Linked DNA regions of Homo sapiens: region 2 is linked to region 1. Evidence: read pairs that join two places in POLR2A ChIA-PET (ENCODE). Cell type or tissue: CD4-positive, alpha-beta T cell. All regions are shown on one strand. Each heading gives the region's core, and the rest is flanking DNA. Links, peaks and the distances in the headings are about the cores only.

Evidence for each region. Peaks named below come from ENCODE experiments on the same cell type or tissue, not always from the same donor. Only the 100,000 strongest peaks of a DNase experiment are listed, where the experiment ranks them.
Region 2: POLR2A ChIA-PET joins it to region 1 with 10 read pairs; 6 of 35 experiments call an interaction of 5 or more read pairs at or near these places.

Annotation. Positions count from the first base shown.
Region 1 is chr1:36,221,303-36,226,674 of GRCh38, forward strand. It overlaps THRAP3 (thyroid hormone receptor associated protein 3), which reads left to right and starts at 3,141. Exons shown (of 12, transcript NM_005119.4): 1 at 3,141-3,203. RefSeq lists enhancers at 1,938-2,107, 2,318-2,617, 2,531-3,058, 3,018-3,227, 3,059-3,587 and a silencer at 2,768-2,887. In CD4-positive, alpha-beta T cell, for the core only: no CTCF peak of the experiment used is centred there; DNase peaks (open chromatin) are centred at 2,209 and 2,969; H3K4me3 peaks cover 2,991 bases; H3K27ac peaks cover 3,265 bases.
Region 2 is chr1:36,363,408-36,368,779 of GRCh38, forward strand. The region is part of intron 1 of STK40 (serine/threonine kinase 40); the gene reads right to left. Among named protein-coding and RNA genes, the nearest start is that of STK40, 20 kb to the right of the region's middle. In CD4-positive, alpha-beta T cell, for the core only: no CTCF peak of the experiment used is centred there; DNase peaks (open chromatin) are centred at 3,084 and 3,844; H3K4me3 peaks cover 285 bases; H3K27ac peaks cover 2,903 bases.

The DNA.
Region 1 (5,372 bases), core at 241-5,240:
TTTGAAAGAAGTTCTGCTGTTAAAATGCTATCAGAGCACTGCACGCTACAGAGAAATCTTTCATGAAAGAAATAGTCAACTTTTCATTTTCTCAGTGGATGAAAAGGGAAAAAAAAAAGAAAGGAAGAGTAAATGGATGGGGCAAACTTCATTGCTCTCTTATTATCAGAAACTGCCACATCCACCCCAACCTTCAGCAGCTATCACCCTAGTCAGTCAACAGCCATCAGCATAAAAGCAAGACCCTCCACCAGCAAAAAGTGACCACTTGCTGAAGGCTCAGATGACAGCATTTTTATTGAGACAGTTTTGCTCTTGTTGCCCAGGCTGGAGTGCAATGGCGCGATCTAAGCTCACTGCAACCTCCGCCTCTTGGGTTCAAGCGATTCTCGTGCCTCAACATCCCGAGTAGCTGGGATTACAGGCATGTGCCACCACGCCCAGCTAATTCTTTTGTATTTTTAGTAGCGACGGAGTTTCACCGTGTTGGTCAGGCTGGTCTTGAACTTTTTTTTTTTTTTTTTGAGACGGAGTTTTGCTCTTGTTACTCAGGCTGGAGTGCAGTGGCACGATCTCGGCTCACCGCAACCTCTGCCTTCTGGGTTCAAGCGATTCTCCTGCCTCAGCTTTCTGAATAGCTGGGATTACAGGTGCCCGCCAGCATGCCCAGCTAATTTTTTGTATTTTTAGTAGAGACCAGGGTTTCATCATGTTGGCCAGGCTGGTCTTGAACTCCTGACCTCAGGTGATTCACCAGCCTCGCCCTCCCCAAGTGCAGGGATTACAGGCGTGAGCCACTGCGCCTGGCCTTGGTCTCAAACTTCTGACCTCAGGTTATCCACCCGCCTTGGCCTCCCAGTGTTGGGATTACAGGTGTGAGCCACCACGCCAGGCTGACAGCATTTTTAAGTAATATTCTTTATTAAAGTATATATATTTTAGGTCATAACACTAGTGCACACAATAGACTACAGTATGATGTAAACATACTATATAACTTTAATATGCACTGGGAAACTTGGACTAACCTTACTGCAATCTTTGCTTTATTGTGGTGTTCTGGAACTGAACCTGCAATATTTGAGATATGCCTGTATTTCTTTTTTTCTTTTCTTTTTTTTTGAGACGGAGTCTTGCTCTGTCGCCCAGGCTGGAGTGCAGTGGCATGATCTCGGCTCACTGCAACCTCCACCTCCTGGGTTCAAGCGATTCTCCTGTCTCAGCCTCCTGAGTAGCTGGGATTACAGGTGCCCACCACCACGCCCGGCTAATCTGTAGTATTTTTAGTAGAGAACGGGTTTCGCCATGTTGGCTGGGCTGATCACGAACTCCTGACCTCAGGTGAGCTGCCCGCCTCGGTTCTCCCAAAGCGTTGGGATTACCGGCGTGAGCCACCGCGCCCGGCCTATGCCTGTATTTCTTAAAAGGGGAGCCAAAATTATGTATTTTGGTATCCATCTAGTTTACTACCGTGTTCCCAGTATTTTACACTGGGCATTGTATACAGTAGACACCCAGAAAATCTTTGAATTTAAAATTACATTGGTTCAGCCCCGTGGCTCACGCCTGTAATCCCAGCACTTTGGAAGGCCGAGGCAGGTGGATCACTTGAGGTCAGGAGTCTGATACCAGCTTGGCCAACGTGGCGAAACCCCGTCTCCACAAAAAGTAGAAAAATTAGCCGGGTGGTGGCATATGCCCGTAAAATCAGCTACTCAGGAGGCTTAGGCAGGAGAATCGCTTGAACCTGGGAGGCAGATGTTGCAGTGACCCAAAATCGCACCACTGCCCTCCAGCCTGGGCGACATAGGGAGAATCTCAATAAATAAATAAATAAATAAATAAAAATAAAATCAATTAAATTAGAACGTTTTAAGAAGCACTGCGCAGTACGTCGACCACAAGAAGTGCTCAAAGAAGGAAGAAAGAGTAAGCCGTGTGCAAGGAATGCTGCCGAAGCCACTAAGGGCAAGGGCTGATGTGGCGTGGTCTGCTACTTGAGTTGAGCCTTGCAGCTTTTCTCTTAGGAAGAGCATTAGATTTCTTTATTAATTGATGTGTACTGTGTCTACTTTTCTCTGGAGGTGCAGAAATCCATCAAAACTGATCTCGGCTCTCAAAGAGCTCACAGTCTTGTCGGGGAAGGCCCCGATACTTACAGAGTAAGATGCAAACTTACTGTGGGAACACAGGCATAGGGAGGAGCTAGTCAACTTTGAAAGCATCACAGATGACCTATGAGATGGGTCTTAAATGTTCAGAGACACTAGAGCAGAAATTCCGGAGGAAACCAGCCTGTGCAAAACTGATAAACGCAGAGATTCTCAAATTTGTAGGTGGGTAAGAATCACCCGAGAGATCGGTTTAAAATGTAGACTGCAGGGAGACACTCCCCGGTAAACTTTTGGTTCAATACCCCAGTAGCACCCATTTTAACAAACTTCCCAGGACGACAGTCAGAAAATCATAGTTACAGAAGGCAGGCTGGGGAGAGGCGGTTTCTGGGTCTCCGAATGAGGTCACACAATTAAAATTAAAAAAACGAAACCAAACCAACCCCTCCATTTGCGTTGCGCTTTCAGGGTGCTTGAGGCTTTCCTGTGCCTTACTTTGTCGGAGCCTGGCAACATCGCTGTGGGGTAGAAATTACAAGTCTCATTTCACAGGGGAGGAAACAAGTTTAGAGAGGAGGGATGAATTTGCTCAAGGTCACAAAGCGGAAGGGAGCGCAGCAGAGACCAAAAACAGGGAGACTCGACTTCCAACTCGGAAGCTTTTCAACAAGGCAAGCTGGCCCGGAGTGGGTGGGGCTCAGACTCTCCCTCCAGGCTGGTTCCAAAATGGTGGGGGCAGTGGCGTCAGCAACGCCCCCGCCCCTTCCGTCCACCGCCCTCCTCCATCTCCAGGCCACCCAGGCGGGGGGAGGGGACGGCCCCGAGCAACCCACGTGACCGCCGACAACCGAGCGCGTGACGCAAAGCGGCGGGCCCAACGCTCGCCTTGTCTTTTGGGAAACGTAGTTCTGATGGCAGCCAAGTCGGCCAGGAGAGGAGGGCGTAGGACTACATTTCCCAGGAGGCAGCGGGTCTACGCCGTCGCCGTCGTCGGAGAGCGGAGACGCTGGGCGCGCTGTGGGGCGGGGGCGAGGTTCGGGCTGGTTGTTCCGTTGCGAGCTGCAGCTGCGATCTCTGTGGTAGGCCCAGGTGAGTGAGCGCCTCTGATGGAAGTTAGGGCAGCTTAACCGGCTCTAGTGGTTTCGTCTCTTATCTTTTTTCCCCAGCTGCTGGTCAGGGGCTCGGGGAAGGCCTGGCGTGGAGTCGCTCCCCCCAGCTTACACCCTGGCCTCTTCTGAGCGGGCTCCGTTCCCTCCGGCTCCTCCCCTTCCCCGCCCTTTAGGTCTTCCCCTGGCCCCGGCCTAGCTCCCAAGGCTCTTGGTCGCCTTCTCTGCAGAGCAGCTCCTACGCCGCTTTATCTTGCAGTCGGCCTGGGGGCGGCCACTCCCTACTCCTCCCGTTTTGGTCGTATGAACCCCGTTATTTGGATTTCTTTTCCCGGAACTCCCGAGTGCCCTTCCCCCCACCCAGTCCCCATTGGCCTGGTTCGGTCTTCTCCTAGGGCGCATGTGGCTGCCACTCAGTAAATGTTAGTACCGCTTCCGTTCTTTCCAGCCTGGTGGCCAAAAACGGGATAGTCCAAATTTGTCTCCTACGGGAATATTAGAGTTCTCACTTTTTTCTTGGGCTGGAGCTGAGGCCGGCTTGCATTCCAGTGGCAATCGGCGTGAGTTCTGCTTATATGAGGTGAATTATTTTGCTTCTCTTAGCACCTAAGCAACTTTTATCAACTGTTGTCTTTGACTTTACAAATCTTAGGGGTGGAGCATGGCAGCAGAAGCTGGGGAGCAGCAATGGTGCACAGAAGTTGGAAGCCATCAGTGGCAGTACAGTGTTTATGGGGAATTTGTTACTTGGGGTGAAGGGAAAGCCTCTGAGAGTATAGAAGGACCTGGCAAGAGAGAGGCAGTGAAGCTTCTGTTGGGAGCATAACAGAAGTATCCTGAACCAGTTGGCTTGGGTTTAAATCTTGGCCCTGCTATCTTTTGATCTTAGGTCAAGAGTCTTCATCTCCAGCTGCCTCAGTTTTCTTATCACTAAAACAGCAGTAAGTAACAGTGACCCCTTTACAGGGTTATTGTGGAGACTAAATGAGATAAAATAAAAATCACTTAGCCACTGTTAAAAAGTAATATCATCATTTATAGGTTTTTTTTTTAGAGTGTGCGCCGAGAGAGATGAGGCGTGTATCACACCGTTATTTTTCTTCTGTTTCAGATGACCCTGACTTTTTTCGTTTGTGGAAGTACTGTTGTAGTCTGTTCTGTAATTCTAGACAGTCTGACGTGTGTATTATGATTTAGAAGCTTGTTAAATAGCCAAAACCGGCTCCTGCCATGAACAACTTGTGGAGCAAATCGGGCTCAGTTTGTTCTTTGCCGGGAGATGTATTTTGTGAGCCAATGTTCATACGTTAATGATAAGTTTTACTGCAGCCATTTGGGCTTAATTGCATTTTGTAAGAGAGTTGTGTTGAGGTTTCTGTAAGAAGTGATTTGATTAAAAACCTCTATATCCAGTGTAATTCCATCTCTTTGTTTTTTAAACGTTTTAACACCAGAGAAAGATCTCCAATTTTGGAGACTGATGTTTTTAGTTTTGTAGACTAGGTACAGTTCAATTTTAGCAGTGGTGATGGTAGTAGTAGTACCACCTTAGTGTATTTATTTAATACCAAATATATAGGTACTTTTAAATTTGGTTTAGCCTGCAAAATATGGATTACAAAAAGAGTGATCTATTTTGTTCCGAGGAATTGGAGGGAGGAAGCTTGGAATATTTCTGAGATTAGCACAGAGATGGGAAATGTTGATGACTGGGAGGGTACACAGACATACGATTTATTATTATTATTATTTTTTGAGACAAAGTCTCGCGCTGTCACCCAGGCTGGAGTGCAGGGGCACAATCTCGGCTCACTGCAACCTCCGCCTCCTGGGTTCAAGCGATTCTCCTGCTTCTGCCTCCTGAGTAGCTGGGATTACAGGTGTGTGTCACCACGCCTGGCTCATTTTTGTATTTGTAGTAGAGACGGGGTTTCACCATGTTGGCCAGGCTAGTCTTGAACTCCTGACTTCAGGGGATCACCTGCCTCGGCCTCCCAAAGTGCTGGGATTACAGGCGTAAGCCACCGCGCCCGGCCACGATTTATTATTTTTAGAATGGATAGTCCTAACCACTAAGCATTTTAGGGCGCTACCCTGTTTCTGTAGGGCATATTGACATCCTGAATGCAAGGAAGTCTGGTTAATGCTATTC
Region 2 (5,372 bases), core at 215-5,214, 140 kb after region 1:
ATTCTTTTGCAACATCACTTGAGATAGCTACACAGGCTCCTTGGTACAAATATACAGTGATTTCTCTGACCATTCCCTATTTATGGACATCTAGGTTCTTTCCATTTAAAAAGAATTAGCCGGGCGCAGTGGCTCACGCCTGTAATACCAGCACTTTGGGAGGCCGAAGCGGGCGGATCACCAGGTCAGGAGAGCGAGACCATCCTGGCTAACACTGTGAAACCCCGTCTCTACTAAAAATACAAAAAAAAAAAAAAATTAGCTGAGCATGGTGGCGGGCCCCTGTAGTCCCAGCTACTTGGAAGGCTGAGGCAGGAGAATAGTGTGAACCTGGGAGGCGGAGCTTGCAGTGAGCCCAGATCACACCACTGCACTCCAGCCTGGGTGACAGAGTGAGACTCTGTCTCAAAAAAAAAAAAAAAAAGAATTAATAGTCACGCACATACAAGTATACATCTTGTCAGCCAAGCGCGGTGGCTCACACCTGTAATCCCAGCACTTTGGGAGGCCAAGGAGGGAAGATCACGAGGTCAGGAGATCGAGACCATCCTGGTTAACACGGTGAAACCCTGTCTCTACTAAAAATACAAAAAATTAGCCGGGTGTGGTGGTGGGCACCTGTAGTCCCAGCTACTCGGGAGGCTGAGGCAGGAGAATAGTGTGAACCCAGGAGGCGGAGCTTGCAGTGAGCTGAGATCGCACCACTGTACTCCAGCCTGGGTGACAGAGCAAGACTCCGTCTCAAAAGAAAAAACAACAACAACAACAAAAATATACATCTTGTCATACTTATCTGTCTCCCTCTGGATAAATTCCAAGAAGCAGAATTGCAGAGTCAAGTGGGGCACATTTAAAAAAAATCCCCATTAGGCTAATACAAGGGGGACATGTTTTTAAGGTATTTGACAGATGCTGCCAGGCTGCTTCCAGGATGGCTGTGCCAATTTACAGTCCAGTGAGTTCCAGAACTTACACCAGGACTGAGTTATTTCCTTACTCTTATAAATGGCTAATTGGGTGGCCAACAAAAAGCATAGCATTTTAAAATCCGTAATTCTTTCATTATTTCTGAGGTTGAATTTGTTTCATATGCTTACTGGCTGTGTCTATTATTTCTTTTATGAATTTCCTTTATATTCTTTTTCTATTTTTTACTGCTATGTATTAGTGTTACTGATTTTTAGAAACTCTTTCTATGTAAGGATGTAACTGACATATAGCTTTTTCATCTTTTTTTTTTAATTAAAAAAATAAAAAGAAATGGTTAAGGGCTGGGTGCGGTGGCTCATGCCTGTAATCCCAGCACTTTGGGAGGCTGAGGCGGGAGGATTGCTTGAGCCCAGGAGTTCGAGACCAGCCTGGGCAACGTTGCGAGACCCATCTCAATAAAATTAATATAACATTTACATTTTTTAAATTAAAATTAAAAATAAGGTTGACTTTTTATGTAGTTAAATATTTCTGTCTTTTCCTTTAGTTTGTTTTTGCTGATACTCCTGGAAGCCGTCTCCTACTCTGAGGACAGGTGTGTCTTCACCAGTAAGGTGAAATCCTCACATGCTATTGTTTTGGTCCTTATTCTTTTTTTTTTTTTTTTTTTTGAGACGGAGTCTCGCTCTTGTTGCCCAGGCTGGAGTGCAATGGCATGATCTTGGCTCACCGCAACCTCCGCCTCCCAGGTTCAAGTGATTCTCCTGCTCAGCCTCCCAAGTAGCTGGGATTACAGGCATGTGCCACCACACCCACCTAATTTTGTATTTTTAGTAGAGATGGGGTTCTTCCATGTTGGTCAGGCTGGTCTCGAACTCCCGACCTCAGGCGATACGCCCGCCTCGGCCTCCCAAAGTGTTGGGATTACAGGCATGAGCACCGCGCCCGGCCTGTTTTGGCCCTTATTCTAAACCCTAGGAGACTGACTATATGTGGTGCACCAGAAAGTAAGAGGGATGATCCATTGCACTGCAGGTCTAATCTACCAGGCTCCCAATTTGTTTTCAGAGCTGTGCCACTGGGGAGCACAGCCATGACTTAATTTTGAGAATAACTAGGATTGTGTAACTCACTGAGCCCCAACAGTCCCCAGATGGAGCAGAAGCCACAGTTAGGCTTGGCTGGGCCTTCTGCCAAAGAGGCTCATGCTGGAAGCAGATTCAGTGTCATTCACATAAAAGCAGAGAAGGGTAAAACTGCTTCTAGAAATATCTTTAAAAGCTGGGCAGTAATGTGTCTGGCACTGTGTTCCTGCTCTTTGCTTGCCTAACTCCTACGCATCCTTCTCAATCTAAGTATCACTTCCTCAGAGAAGTCTTCCTTGATAACCTCATGACCAGTGGGTCCCAGTTAGTCTCACTCATGGTGGTCTGTAATTTTCCTCCATAGTACTTTCCAGATTTTGTAACTATGTATTTATTTGTGTTTATATGCTTAATGTCTGCCCCCCTCCACCAGAAAAATTCCACCACAACTAAAAATTTCACAAGGAAAAACAAATGTATAAACATATATATAAAACCACTGCAGCCCACTGCCAGGCCCAGCAGATACTCCATGAGTGAACGGATACCTTCCCTCCAGCTGGTGACAGTCATTGCCAGGGTCGGCGGCCCTGGGCCTGTCCTGCGCTGCCCACTGCCTCCAATAGTAAGTTGGTATCACCACCCTTCTGATCCTGTTCTCTGTCTTCCCGGGAGCAGTAAGCCACCTCTTTCTTTCCCAGGTCCCTGGAGACCACCATGGAGGCGCGTAACATCTGTGTAGACGCTGCCTACGCGCCTACGCACAGGCATGGTCTAGACAACAGTTTGCAGGGAGCAGCTGCAGCACAGACAATCAGTGGGCTCAGCCTGACCCGCCCCTCCCCCATCTCAGGATTCGACTCAAGCAAATGGCGTGGGAACTGCTCCAAGACACAGGCCGACAGAAGGATGGCAACAGACGCGCAGGGAGATGAAAAAGATGCTTGTGGGGGAAGAGGGAGCAAGGCTGCCTCCCTTCCTGCCACCCCTTCATGCTACCCAGAGTTGACTGAAGCAAAGGAAGCGTCATGAAGAGGCAGGCCCAGAAAACCGGAAGCTGCTGCAGGCTTACTAGTAGGGTGAGCAAAGACACAGCTCCCAGGGACAGACCCCCCTTTCCCTGCCCCATCCTCCAATCATCTGGCTGTGCGTCCCTCCAGAGACACGCCTGCAAGTGGTCCACAAACACTCCTCTAGAGGGCCTGCTCAGAGGGATCCCGGCTTCACAGTGAGATCTGTGATGATGCCCCAGCTACTCTGGTCTCAGGAAGACTGGGAGCCCAGGTCCCCCCAGACACCTGGTCCTCAGGCTGGGGTGCATGGTCCACTACTCGGTGCCCCAGGAACTCAACAGTCCTTGCTTAGCAGTCTCCGGAGCTTTGAATCTGTTAACTCTTCTACATTCTTCTTCTTCTTTTTTTTTTTTTTTTGAGACAGAGTCTTGCTCTGTTGCCCAGGCTGGAGTGCAATGGCGCAATCTCTGCTCACTGCAACCTCTGCCTCCCGGGCTCAAGTGATTCTTCTGCTTCAGCCTCCCAAGTACCTGAGATTACAGGCATCTACCACCACACCCAGCTAATTTTTTTTTTTTTTTTTTGTATTTTTAGTAGAGACAGGGTTTCACCATGTTGGCCAGGCTGGTCTTGAACTCCTGACCTTAGGTAATCCGCCTGCCTTGGCCTCCCAAAGTGCTGGGATTACAGACATGAGCCACCACACCTGGCCAACTCTTCTACATTCTATCCTCACAAGTCAGCACCAGTCCCCTTAGAACCTGAACTCAACAGGAAGCTCAGAGAGGCAACAATGAGGGTGAGGGGAGGAGGCCAGGAAAGAGCAAGAGAGCCCAGCTGGCACTCCGCCGTCCGCAGGCTGTAGCTGTGCCTGATTCTGAAAGCAGGGGGTTCCATTGCTTTGCCAAGCCTGGGGAGCAACTGTGGGCCTCAGTGTGAGAGGGCCTCACCTGTGGGACAGCTCCCACTGCGTGGCCTGAGTAGGGGGTACCTGATCTTACTCTGTCAATTTGGGGCTAAAGTCATCTCACCCTAAAGCTACCAGGCAACGTGAGCCCAGATCTCCCAGCAAGGCAGTGAAAGCCAAGCCATCAGAGCCACATAAGGGTTCCAAGGCTGAAGATGCCCGGAGTCCAGTGGTATAGTGTGACCAGGTCCAGGAAAGCTGGCAGGGATAGCTCTACCCCATGGTTCCACCTGGTAGACACACCAATCTCCATAGGGATGAGGGGTACAAAGATGGCACTGAGCAGATGAAACGCCACCACTGATCTCCCCAGCTCAGTCTGTCCTCATGTCTACCCAACTACAAAGGAGCTGAAGCCTGGCCAAGGCATGGAGGGTCCCCCACTCTACACTGAGAAGCATCCCCACAGGCAGCCACATAGGAGCGCACACATGCTGGCAATTACCTACTTGACATACAGTAAGGGACTGTCCAGGATGAAGAGTCCGCCAGCCTCCCTGAATGGGTCTGTGGTCATGCTCCAGTTGGAGGTGAAGTGTGGGTGGTGGGGAGGAGTCTGGAATTCAGACCTGGTGCCTCCAGCTTAAGATCTCTTGGAGCAGGATTGCGGGAGGAGAGCAGAGCACATATATTGTGCTGTAAAACTTTTACTGCCGAAGGACATAGCTTCTGGGTGTGTGCACTGGTCAAAACAATTGAACAGCACAGTTAAAAGACATGTGAAATCACTGTGTGTAAATATACCTATATTTTTTAAAAGGCAAGCTGCAATCTTAACCAACTGGTCAAAGTTACTATCACCAATAACAGAACAAACTGGCATCACACACCTCCTAACATGATGCCCTTAATAAACATGTACTACTCATGCTATATATATATTTTTTTTCGAGACAGGGTCTTGCTCTGTCACCCAGACTGGAGTGCAGCTTCCACCTGCCAGGCCCAAGTGATTCTCCCACCTCAGCCTCCTGGGTAGCTGAGACTACTGGCACACATTACCATACCTGGCTAATTTTTAAAATGTTTTGTAGAGAGGAGGTCTTGCTATGTTGCATAGGCTGGTCTCGAACTCCTGGGCTAAAGTGATCCTTCCACCTTGGCCTCCCAAAGTGCTAGGATTACAGGCGTGAGCCACCACCCCCAATCTACTCATGCTATTTTTTTTTCCAAAAATGTATAATTTGAATCTAATCATGAAACAAACCCAAATTGAAGGACATTCACAATAGGCCTGTATGTTTCAAAAACATCCATGTCAGACAGTTAAAGAAAAGCTGAAGAATGATTCTAGATTAAAGGAGACTAAAGACATACAACAAAGAAATACAATGGGTGATCTGGGAGAAAAAAGGTATAAAAGACATGATTGGACAA